Linked DNA regions of Homo sapiens: all the other regions are linked to region 2. Evidence: chromatin contacts called from ENCODE Hi-C or POLR2A ChIA-PET data. All regions are on one chromosome and are shown on one strand. The core of a region is the stretch at or near the end of the contact, and the rest is flanking DNA. Distances in the headings are between cores, read along the strand shown.

What was found. A loop is a pair of places that touch in the nucleus more often than their neighbours do. ChIA-PET counts read pairs that join two places held with the same protein, here RNA polymerase II (POLR2A). Pooled maps may share reads with other maps.
Region 1: a map of mammary epithelial cell shows a loop between it and region 2 (14-fold over the local background). The contact joins two enhancer-like sites. A Hi-C loop is called at or near these places in 4 of 168 maps with a recorded cell type or tissue (Calu3, IMR-90, endothelial cell of umbilical vein and 1 more) and 1 of 50 pooled maps. POLR2A ChIA-PET finds 5 or more read pairs at or near these places in 2 of 52 experiments (AG04449 and IMR-90).
Region 3: a pooled map shows a loop between it and region 2 (2.4-fold over the local background). The contact joins the promoter of LINC00607 here to the enhancer-like site in region 2. A Hi-C loop is called at or near these places in 4 of 168 maps with a recorded cell type or tissue (Calu3, GM12878, MCF 10A and 1 more), 1 of 37 single-sample maps with no recorded cell type and 3 of 50 pooled maps. POLR2A ChIA-PET finds 5 or more read pairs at or near these places in 5 of 52 experiments (AG04449, GM12878, HepG2 and 2 more).
Region 4: a map of Caco-2 shows a loop between it and region 2 (5-fold over the local background). The contact joins two enhancer-like sites. A Hi-C loop is called at or near these places in 1 of 168 maps with a recorded cell type or tissue (Caco-2) and 1 of 50 pooled maps. POLR2A ChIA-PET finds 5 or more read pairs at or near these places in 3 of 52 experiments (HepG2, activated CD4-positive, alpha-beta T cell and activated naive CD4-positive, alpha-beta T cell).

Annotation. Positions count from the first base shown.
Region 1 is chr2:215,530,093-215,532,970 of GRCh38, reverse strand. No RefSeq gene overlaps it. Among named protein-coding and RNA genes, the nearest start is that of FN1, 95 kb to the right of the region's middle. Within about 2 kb of position 1,475, at least 4 of the 41 ENCODE cell types and tissues checked have a DNase peak (open chromatin) inside an H3K27ac peak, as active enhancers do; they include mammary epithelial cell, where a contact is called at or near this core.
Region 2 is chr2:215,679,987-215,682,859 of GRCh38, reverse strand. The region is part of intron 5 of LINC00607 (long intergenic non-protein coding RNA 607); the gene reads left to right. LOC102724861 (a long non-coding RNA gene) reads right to left here. Exons shown (of 8, transcript NR_187737.1): 6 at 734-936. Among named protein-coding and RNA genes, the nearest start is that of LINC01614, 37 kb to the left of the region's middle. Within about 2 kb of position 1,604, at least 5 of the 41 ENCODE cell types and tissues checked have a DNase peak (open chromatin) inside an H3K27ac peak, as active enhancers do; they include mammary epithelial cell, where a contact is called at or near this core.
Region 3 is chr2:215,841,964-215,844,875 of GRCh38, reverse strand. It overlaps LINC00607 (long intergenic non-protein coding RNA 607), which reads left to right and starts at 1,340. Exons shown (of 10, transcript NR_037195.1): 1 at 1,340-1,550.
Region 4 is chr2:215,869,067-215,871,766 of GRCh38, reverse strand. No RefSeq gene overlaps it. Among named protein-coding and RNA genes, the nearest start is that of LINC00607, 27 kb to the right of the region's middle. Within about 2 kb of position 1,391, at least 3 of the 41 ENCODE cell types and tissues checked have a DNase peak (open chromatin) inside an H3K27ac peak, as active enhancers do.

The DNA.
Region 1 (2,878 bases), core at 226-2,725, 150 kb after region 2:
TCTGCTCCATATGATCTAATCATCTCCCACCAGGTCCCTCCCGCAACACTGGAGATTACAATTCAACATGAGATTTCAGTGGGGACACAGAGCCAAACCTATCACAAAATCTCTTCCAGAGATATTTCAAGATCCTGCTTTCAATTCCATTTTGAGATATTTCAATTGAATTTCAAGATATTTCAAGTCTCTGCTTTCAATTATTTGGGGTATATACCTAGAAGTAGAATTGATGAATCATATAGTAATTCCACTTTAAAATTTTTGAGGGACAACCATACTGTTTTCCATAGTGGACATGCCATTTTACATTCTCACCATCAGTGCAGAAGGGTTTCAGTTTCTCCACATCCTCACCAACACTTGTTATTTTTTGTTTTTGTTTTTACTTAACAATAGTTATCCTAAATATGAGGTGAGATGTCATTGTAGTTTTCATTTGCATTTTCCTAAAGATTAGTGAGTTTGAACATTTTTCACAGGCCTATTGGCCATTTGTATAACTTATTTGGAGAAGTGTCTTTTCAAGTCCTTTGCCACTTTTGAATCAGGGTGTTTATTGTGATTGTTGTAGAATTTTAGAATTCCCTATATATTCTGGATATTAATCCTTTATCACATATATAATAAAATTTCCCCATCTCATGCTAGTTAACAGTGACAATAAAAACATTAAATCATAAAAAAAGAGTGAGAGTGATTTCACCAGTCAAGTGACTCCTAAAAATTTCTAGTTTTACCTTAAAGTCAAATAGAATGCCAATACAAATGTCTCTTAAGGCCTGACATTAGTTAAGATATATTTGCTTATTGGAAGGTAAGGGAAAGGGCGATGTGAATGGGGAAAGGTGAGTGGCCACAGGAGGGCATATTTATGTAAAAATATTTTTTGAAAAACCTACACGCCACAGTTAAAAAATCTAGTAAGTGCTCAGGCTGATGGTTTTAATGTTCATAATAGATCCAAGAGATGCATTTGTGATATTTCCATCCTTATACCTCCTGGTAGAATTGCATGTTATCTACTTACTTAATATTTTAATATTCTAATCTAGGCTTTTTTCATGAATCATTATATTAAACCAGTGCTCTTAATAAAATTGTCAGGGCCTCTGTTTATAGAACCAAACTGGTGGGACTTACCAGAATCCACTAACCAAGAAAAGAAAACAGAAGTTCTTTTCTTTAAAATGAGGCAGTGGTATTTACAAAATGGCTTGAGAGCAGTGTTGTCAACCCCTGAAATTATTCTGGACTAGATTAAATGTTTTTGCAAGATATTCTTCAAGTAAAGAAAGAGATAAGGGTCATTTCTTTGAGTGATAGGGAAGTTCGTCTAACAACATAACTTGTCAAGGAATAATTCTCACTCTAAATATTTTTCACACAGAATGGTGACTCACAGATCTGGGATCGGGGAAAAGGAAAAAATTGTGAGAAACTAAACAGACGTCACCTTTTTCATATTTTTGAGCTTGACTGGTAAGCCTGACACATTTTCCTAGCTGGGTAGTTGATTCCATGAAAGACACCTTTGTTTTATGAATCTAAAGGGGAGAGGAATGAAATGCCTATCTTATCTCTTCGTGAAGGGAATAATAACTACTATATCTAAAAATATGAATCGCCTCAAAATATCTCTATGACTTTCACAAGAAAATGCATATTTAGAATTGTCATCTTTTTTCTTAAAGCTCAAGTTTCACACAATCATCTATGAAGGTTTGTACATATCCAAGTCATTTCTGTCTTTCCTGTTGCTAAGGCTGAAAAAGGCTATCTGGAGATTCTACTCCATTTCTCTTGAGACACAGTCCAAGATAGTAGTCCTTAGTTGATGGTGAAAACACACTGATTCCAAGTGACATATAGATAAGTGATGCTCTATTAGGCCCTAAAATTGATTTTTCCCAGTAAACTTAAGGCAGAAATGCATTTCTCACGATGCTGCACTTTCCCTACTTTTTTTCTGCAGTGCCGAGATAGGCATTCTGTCTTCACCCACTCCTGCAAGTTCACATTCGCACACTCAGTTTACCTCAACTCTATGCACCTCTAAGTCATCAATCAGATGGGCAACCAGAGAATTAACCTCTTGATTTTTAAAAACAAAGTTTGTTGAACCTAAATGTCCAACAAAAAGGATTTGTTTTAAAATCCTGGTACATTCTAACAATGCAGTGCCTTTCAGTCATTTAAAATAATGCTGAGTGGACTATTTAATGATGTGGAAATATGGAAAAAGGTCCATAAACTATTGTGAAGTGGGGGGAAAGGCAGTTATCAAATGGTGTGCATAGAAAGTAATTATATAAATATAAATACACACAAAGTTACAAATGTCTGGAATGTTTTAGCAAATTAATGGTGACTTTTCTCTTGCATAAATAGATTTTTACTTATTTCAGCTCTACATGTACTTATTTTCTCATTTAGGAATCAAGATTTCACATGGCACCTCGAGGACAGGATTATTAATAGCCTTTGTGTCAGCCTGATGGTAAAGCTTTCTCTTTGAATCCTTTGTATAGTTGCTTTTCCTTCAGAAAGACCATCCCATTTACTCATCATGTGGTGAGTAAGCATAAGCAATCAAAATACAAGTACTATAAATATTGTAATTAGAGCCTCATCCTCTCGGTTAGACCCTCCCTAGCAAACACACCTCTCCCTAGCAAACACATTGTTTATATATTACTTTGATATTCAGAAAGAATTGGAACTGTGTCTGTAACCAGAATCTCCAAGGAGAACTAAGATGTACTGAGCACCTAACGTAATACATTCCTAGTGTTTTATATGTAGGATTGGTGATCGCAGATTTTAAGTTATGTGCCCAAGGTCACTTGGCTAAGTGACGAAATGCAGATTCAAATCC
Region 2 (2,873 bases), core at 355-2,854:
ACGATCTCCACTCACTGCAACCTCCGTCTCCCGGGTTCCAGTGATTCTCCTGCCTCAGCCTCCCAAGTAGCTGGGATTATAGGCACCTACCACCGCACTCCACTAATTTTTGTATTTTTAGTAGAGGCGGGGTTTCACCATGTTGGCCAGGCTAGTCTCAAACTCCTGACCTCGTGATCCACCTGCCTCGGCCTCCCAATGTGCTGGGATTACAGGCGTTAAGCCACTACACACGGCCAATTGAATATAGTTTTTCTATGCCACAGATTAAGTGATCTCTAGGCAAAAATGTGCAGATAATCCACCACAGACTAAAGTGGCCAACCAAATAACTTGGGTTTTAATAGACACTTTAGAAAGCCTCCTGCTCAACTTCCCACCCGATGAGGAAGCAAATGTATATTAGGACTTTACACAATGCCTGGCACACAGTTAAGTGCTTAAGAAATATTCATTCTTCACAATGCAAGGAGCTCGTGGTAGACTGTGGTCTCAGCCTTGGCCAGAGCACTTTCACTTACTATGTTACAACTTTGTACGGTGTTCTGTTCTAAGAAGGAATAGTTCTCCCTTGAAATGTAAACACCATGAAATCAGGGACTTTGTTCTATTCAATAATGTATTCCTAGTGCTAGAGGAGGATCTTAAACATGGCAGATGCTAAAAAAAATCTGTATTTTAAATGTATGGATAAATGAATAAACCATTGTTGGAAAGGTATTAGAAACAGTACCTTATTAGAAACAGTAGTTCTCAAGAAATGGATTGGGAATTCAGAGGAAGAGCTGGTACCCTATCATGGCAGGTGGCCCCTAGAAGAGTCATTTGAAGTCATGTGACCCTCTGGTAGATGAATGGTTCCCAAGCTGTGGTGTGGGTCCTCCATGACAGCAGCCTTGGTCTGGTCCAAATGACATGTGTAGGATGAGCTTACACCTGCACAAAATTTATGGACAGCATAAGGAAAGGTAAGCCAATGTTGGAAATGCACCAATCACATTTTGAAAAGATAAGATGGTTTGTGGTGTCCGTCCTCTTCCTCTTCCTTTGTCTCTCATTCCCATTCTGCAGAGATCCTTGATTTGTAGCCAATCAATCCTTATCTCTGCAGCATGAATTTGTACAAAATCAGGTCATCAAGGAATCCAGAAAATGAAAATTAAGAAGAAAATTGTATGCCAACTGACCTTGTGCCCAGATGGGGGATAATATTTGTGGCAGCTAATTTTTAAATGAGGAAACAAAAATGAAGTAGAAAAAAATTTAATACCTTTGATTTTTTTTAAAGAGATAAAATAGCTTTGTGTTATCTCCTATAATCTTTATAAATCCTTCACTCGGTGCAAGCTTCCTGCCGAATCTCTGAAAAACATATCACATGACACAAAACCACCAGGTTTCATGATGAAAGAAGAAAAGCATCCAGTGCACTCCAAGCCCACCCCCACCTTGATACTACTTGTTCACAAAAGACGGGTTGTGGCTCTTGGGGATTTGTTGATCAAAGTTCCAGTCATGCTGACTGAAAGGGTGTTCTGTTTTCAAAGTGATTATTGAGCCACTTTAAAAACACTTTAACTTGTGGGTTTGCCTCATTCTATTTGAGTCCAGATTTCACAATAATGTAATGAAGGAAGCCCTGTGGTACTGCCTGTGTCATCTTAATTTATCAGGAAACCACAACCTTGCACATCTTTTCCAAGTGACTTTTTTTTTTTTGGTTTGTTTGGCCACGATAGCCATGTTCAGGGCTGTTTGGACCCTTCCTGGTTTGGTGCTTGGCCTGGGTTCCAGGGTTGAAGGGCCAGTGCATCAACTCCACAAGGTTCTGAGTCTCTCTTGGCACCTTTAGAACTGCCTGCTCTCTGTTCCTTCTATCAGGTTTCAGGCACTCCTGTGCTCTTTGAGTAATCAAGGTTTTATTGTAAAAACCCATTCAAATCCCCAAAGAGCTGTGAAATATTTGTTTCACTTTTCTCTCTGCTTCAGTGGGTATTTTATGTGAACTGTAAACTTGGGAAACATAAAAAGAAAAAATTAAAAAGAAATATGTAGGCTTGGTAAGAATCAGAAAAAAAAAACCCACGAACAATGCTTCAGTGAGTACACTACGAATATAGAATGCATTTAGCCAATTTGATATATTCTTTACATTTTCTTTATGATTTGTTCCTGTTGGGATGACTGAACATTTATTTAAACTGTAGATAGGATCTTCATGTTACTTAAGGACTTGACTACTCTACTTTTAGAATTTTTTAACCAACTTGAAAAGGTACTTAGTTATACTGAAAGTGTATTTTAAAAGGTATCTGTTGTTTCTTTTAGGAACATCCATTTCTTTCATCTCTACTTTTATTCTTTTTTTTTAATCAATTTTCATTTTAAGTTCCGAGATACATGTGAGGGATGTGCAGGTTTGTTACGTAGGTAAACGTGGGGCATGGTGGTTTGCTGCACAGATCAACTCATCCCCTAGGTATTAAGCCCAGCATCCCTTAGCTGTTCTTCCTGATGCTCTCCCTCCCCCGCCCCCGCCGTCAGACCCCAGTGTGTGTTGTTCCCCTCCCAGGTGTCCATGTGTTCTCATCGAGGAACATCAACTTCTAAAATTTTTCTGAATATTTATAGCCCACAAAATGTAAAGGACCTGAATTTCCATTCATGATTTTGTAATAATTATGTTTTTACATAATTTCAAAATGCTACAATTCTAGATATTTAATATTTCTAATGTACTTTATAAAATTGAATTCAGAAATTTACAGATTCTTCTTCTTATCTAATTTCTATTAACGATGAAAGAATTGAATTACCCACATTGTAATTGGGAAACATAAAAACACTAAGGATGTAAATAATATCTACTGTAC
Region 3 (2,912 bases), core at 91-2,590, 160 kb before region 2:
CATGGCTGGGATGCTCTGACTGGCCAGGCTTGGATCGCTGTTTACTCGTACACTGAACATAGGTTCAATTCTACCCAAAACAAGTGGACTGAGAGTGGAGGAGACATGTGTTTTCCCGAAGGGAAACCAGAAGGGAAAACAGATTCTGTGCAGAACAAATCATGTGATGTCCACTACACTGTCCATTGTTTCACATGTGTTGGTTTCCTCTAATAAGAGAAACATATAACCCAACATTGGGTACACATTAGATGTTGAATGATTGATTCATTGATGAACTATTCTTTTAGAGAGACGGATTTTGAGGTTAAGTAAATGTTCTTTGTTTTTTTTGATATGGGGTCTTAAGGCTCTGTTACCCAGGCTGGGGTGCAGTGGTGCCATCTTAACTCACTGTAGCCTTGACCTCCTGGGCTCAAGTGATCCTCATGCCTCAGCCTCCTGAGTAACTGGGACTACAAGTGCGGGCCACCACATCTGGCTAATGGTTTTTTGTTTTGTTTTGTTTTGTTTTGTTTTTGTAGAGATGGGGTCTTGCTATGTTGAACTCCTGGCCTGAAGCGATTCTCCTGCTTTGGCCTCCCAAAGTGCTGGGGTTACAGGCATGGCTACCATGCTCATCAAGTGGCTCTTGTTGAACTTGTAATATGTTATGCTTCTGGCAAAAGAACTGGAGATAAAAAGTGTTAAGTCACCATTGATTTCACAGTGGATCATTTTAGGGACCATGAGCTTGTTGCCCAGAATTCTGTAGGAACATTTCAAATGCCATATTTGTACATATCTAAGTGACTATCTTAGTATGCAATATGAGGTTTTCTAAAATGTCTATAAGCAAGCCAATATAGTGAACAATAACCTCACTATGTTTCATTTAAGAAATTCATGGGAAAAGACCTATGGAAGGTGAAGGGAGGAATTGTCGGGCTGTCAGGGGAAAGAGTGAAGAACTGTGGAATGAGCTCCCTGCCTGGGGCCAGGAGGAGGGCTGGGTAGTACAAGCTGGGATGGAGTGAGGGGGAGACTCAACAGTAGCCTAATACTGAAGTGGAACTTCATGTTCTGAAAGCAAGTTGGCTGTGTGACTTGGTTTAGTCACTGGCTGCCAGAAGAACCATGATGAGTAATAGAGGTGGAAATATGACACACTGGCAGATGGAGGCCGACAGGAATGCCACCACTCCATTCACTCATGTTCCATCCAGCAAATGAAGTATCACGAGCACACGCCAGAGGAACCAAATTCTCTAGGGTGAGTCAGGTATAGCTTTTTGAAGAGGTGACCTTTAAACTGAGACTAAAGACAAGTAGGATTTTACTAAATGAATAGGATTTTACTGAATCCAGGAATTGGAAGGAAAAGAAAACAGTTCTCTATTCATGCTAGTTAACTAATCAATTCAATATGTATTAACTGAGCACGCTACATGCTAGGCACTCTTCTAAGTGCAGGGGAGACAGCAGTGAAGAAAGCAGACAAAGTCTCTGAACTCCTGTGTCTTCTATTCAAATGGGGAAGATGAACAATGAACAGATAACACAAATAGAAGGTATGTCAAATGAAAATAAGTACAATGTTGAAAAATAAATCAGATTAAGTAAGGAAAGTAGGGAGTGCTTGGGAAAGATAGTGTTATTTTGTGCAAGGTGGTTGGAGAAGTTCTCTCAGAAGGTGATGGTTGAGCAGAGACCCAAAGGAGGTGAGAGAGTGAACCATGAGCCTATCCTAGGGAAGAGTATTCCAGGCAGAGGGAGCAGCTGGAGGAAAGATCCAGAGGTGGGACATGATGGTGTTTGAGAAACACACCCGTGGGAGCAGAGTGAGAGGAGGGAGAGTGGTGGTGGTACAATAAGTACTTTTAATGGGAAAAGAAGTGGGGGCCAGAGGATGCATGGTCCTAGACACGACCTGAATGCCTTTGGCTTTCATTTTGAATGAGATGAGAAGCCAGTGGAAGATTTTGAGCAGGTAGGCTACAGACGTGACCTGTCTTATATTAAAATATAAAGGATTGCTTTGCTTGCCATGTTGAAAATTTACTATAGAGGGGCAGGGATGGAAGCTGGGAGACAGTTTGGAGGCTAGAGCAGTAACCCAGGAAACGAGCATGGTGGCTTGGGTCATGGTGGTGGCAGTGAGTTGGTGAGAGGTGATGAGATCCTGGTTGTATTTTGAAGGCAGAGCCAGCTGGACTTGCTGAAACAAGCTGTAAGAGAAAGAGAAAGGAGTCAAGAGTGGCTCCAAGACTGACTTGAAGAAATGGAAGGAAGACCATTGTCATTTGCTGAAGTGGGAAAGGCTGTGGGAAGAACAGGTTTGAGAGGGAAGATCAAATCAATTTTGAACATGTAATTTCAAGACGCCTGTTAGACACCCAAGTGATTGGTTTCTGGACTGCCTGCCTTCTAGTTGTGGATTTTGGGAAGATGAAAACAGTGCTTCTGATCATCTCTGACTCTAGCACTTAAGAAACTGACATACATTAGGAACTTAACAAATTTTGTTCAGGGCTTGTATGAATGAATAATGGGAGATAAGATTGGAAAGGAAACATAGTGCCAGAACATGAGGGGCCTTTATTGGATGGGGAATGAGGGGCATTGAGGTTTTCCAGTAAGGCAGTAACATGGTCAGTGCTGAGACACAGGAAGACAGGGGAAGACTTACCTGGTAGGTGTCCCATCCTGCCACCAGCCCATTCAGAAACCTGCCACCACCAAAGAGCTGCACTCTCAGAACCTTCCTTTCAGTCCCAAACTTTCTTTTATTTTCTTTTATTTTTTATTTTTTTTGAGACGGAGTTTTGCTCTTGTTGCCCAGGCTGGAGTGCAGTGGTGCTATCCCGGCTCACGGCAACCTCTGCCTCCTGGGTTCAAGCAATTCTCCTGCCTCAGCCTCCTGGGTAGCTGGG
Region 4 (2,700 bases), core at 142-2,641, 190 kb before region 2:
TAAGTTCTCACACACAGAAATGAATGTTCCATCCAGTTAATTGCCATTGTCTTTGTTGTCTGGATCACTTCTTGGCATCAACATTCCACACTGCATAAAGTGATTTGTGTTAAACACCGTCTCTCCTGCCACAGTTTAGCCTGAGTTCACAAGCTCCAATAAGGATAAAGGTGCAAGCACATCCTACACATGTTTGGAATTGATCAAGCGAGTTGCACAACAGGCAATGGTGGGGACTGGTGGGTCACTGGAGAGACCACTGTTTGTCAAAAGGGCATAGATGCCAGCTGCTTGGGAATATGGACCCAGCATTCCAGATATTCTGATCTTTAAAGATGAGTGTGATAATTCTAACCTTTTTGGGAAATTTCACATTTTAAAAAGGTTGGTGTATTGTTCAGCCCTGGTAGGGAATACATGGCACATTCAAGCCAAGTCATTAACAAATAAAATAAGTATTTAAAAAGGTGTGAGTAGGGTTTCCCTCATCTGCTGAGGAATGGTGAAGCACCCCGGGATTAGCAACAGCAGGAAGCATTACCGCTCCTCAGCCCTAGGGGGCCAGCTGTGGCTATGGGAGAGAGCTAGGTGGGCTGCCTGACCAGAGCATAGTCTTGGGTGAAGAGAAGTAGCCAATCCATGGTAGGGAAGGAGCCAATAGTAGAGGTACCTTCATCTTATTCCTCTCTCACTCTCTGGTCTCCTGCATGCTCTTCCATTGGCTGAAACCAAGAGAAAGCCAGAGGGCAGAGGGGCATATAGATTCAGTCCCCAAAGGCCAGCATCAAAGTACAAACTAAGGTAGAAAAGAAAAGAATGGATCTTAAAGGTCTAATGGAAAATGTACAGCCTAGATAGCTATTAACTTGGGTTAAATAAAATGCAAATGAATGCTGAGAATGAAAACAAAAAACCTGCTGCAAGATGTCGGTCTCAGACTTTTGGTTTAAGCATTTTGAAGATATTACCACTTCTTTATATTTCTATCATTTTATCCTAATAGAATGTATATACAAGGTCCTTGATAACTGGGTGGATAAAAGTGATTTGAAAACTGAATATAATGTGGCTGGAATATGCATTTTACATCCTCACAATAAGATGAAGAGATTTCTTTTCAGTTTTTTTTTTCTCCCAAAGAACAAATATAACATTATCATCAAGGAGTTTATGTTCTAAATTTCTCAGATGTTGCATTTTAACTTATTGTATTAGTTACCTATTGTTACATAGCAAATTGCCCCCAAATTTAGTGGCTTAAAACAAACATTTATTCTCCCACAGTTTCTGAGAGTCAGGAATCTAGGCGTGGTTTCACTGGGTGTTTCTGGTTCAGCATCTGGGTTGCATCATCTGAAGCCTTGACTGAAACTGCAGGATCAATTTCCAGGAAGGCCCACTCACATGGCTGTTGACGGGAAGTCTCAGTTCCTTGCTAATGGCTTTTCCTTGGGGCTAAGTGTCCTCAAGTCATGGTAGCTGGCTTCTTCCAGGATGAGTGTTCTAAGGAAGATAGAGAACAAGAGGACAACCAAGACAAAAGCTGCAATGTCATGTAGAATCTAATGTTGGAAGTGACACATCATTGCTTCTGTCATATTCTCTGGTCATACAGACCAACCTGGTACAATGTGGAAAGGGTCTAAACCAGGCTGTGAACACCGGGAGACAGGAATCACAGAGCCACTTTGGAGACTGGCTACTAGGCATATTCTGCCTGATTTCCACAGAGTGTCATACTTCCATATCTTTCCCAAAGTCAGATCTTTCCCATGGTTGGTCTGAGTCTGCCAACTTCAGGAGAAATCTCTTTACCTACAATTCTTGTACCATGTGATGTGGACCTACGCTGCTTCTACCAAGTGATGTCACAAACTCATTGGGGTTCTGTATTTCCTTTCCTACCCAACACACACACACACACACACACACACACACACACACACACACACACACACACACACACACACACACATTCTCAGGGTGTGGGCTTCTAATGAGAATCATAATTGTGATTCTTTCTTACCAGGTGTAAAATGTTAGGACTGCATTTGATACCGCAGAGTCTCAGTGATAAAGCAATGATAAAACCCTGAAGTTCTATATCTTTTTATATGTTCCCAGTCTCCCACTCCTGACTTGATCTGCTCTAGGCATGGACTCTTTCATAGATGTACAAAATATTCCTTATCTCCCCGCATCTTAGTTTCATATTTTTTCCTTTAGCGTCACGTCACTTCCATCCAAAATGAAGGTAACTTTTCGTTTTTATTAAATTCTTCTTGTAGTTAGAGAATTGGAATGATTCAGCTTTCTTGCATGTTTTCTTCTTCTTTTCTCCATATTTTGAGAATGCTGCAGAAGCCCCAAGGAATTTAAGGACTTCCAGAACCAAGTGATAGGTGTTCCAAATGAGATACGAGCATTTACAAAGAATGTTGCTAAGCAACTATTTACAAATAAAGGCATTTTTCCAATAGAAAGGAATTAAAAAACAAATGTTATCATTAAATGCTGAATAGTCAGGGAGACTACCTTTACTGTATAAACATTTATTCTTGATCTCATTTTTTAGAGTGCAGATAATGGTTGCTTGAAGAAGGAAGGAAATGTGTCAAGGGACTTTTATGAGAGAGAGAGAAAAATGTAAGACTGTATGTTGGTTTGAAATGATGACCAAACAATGATTTCATTTCACTA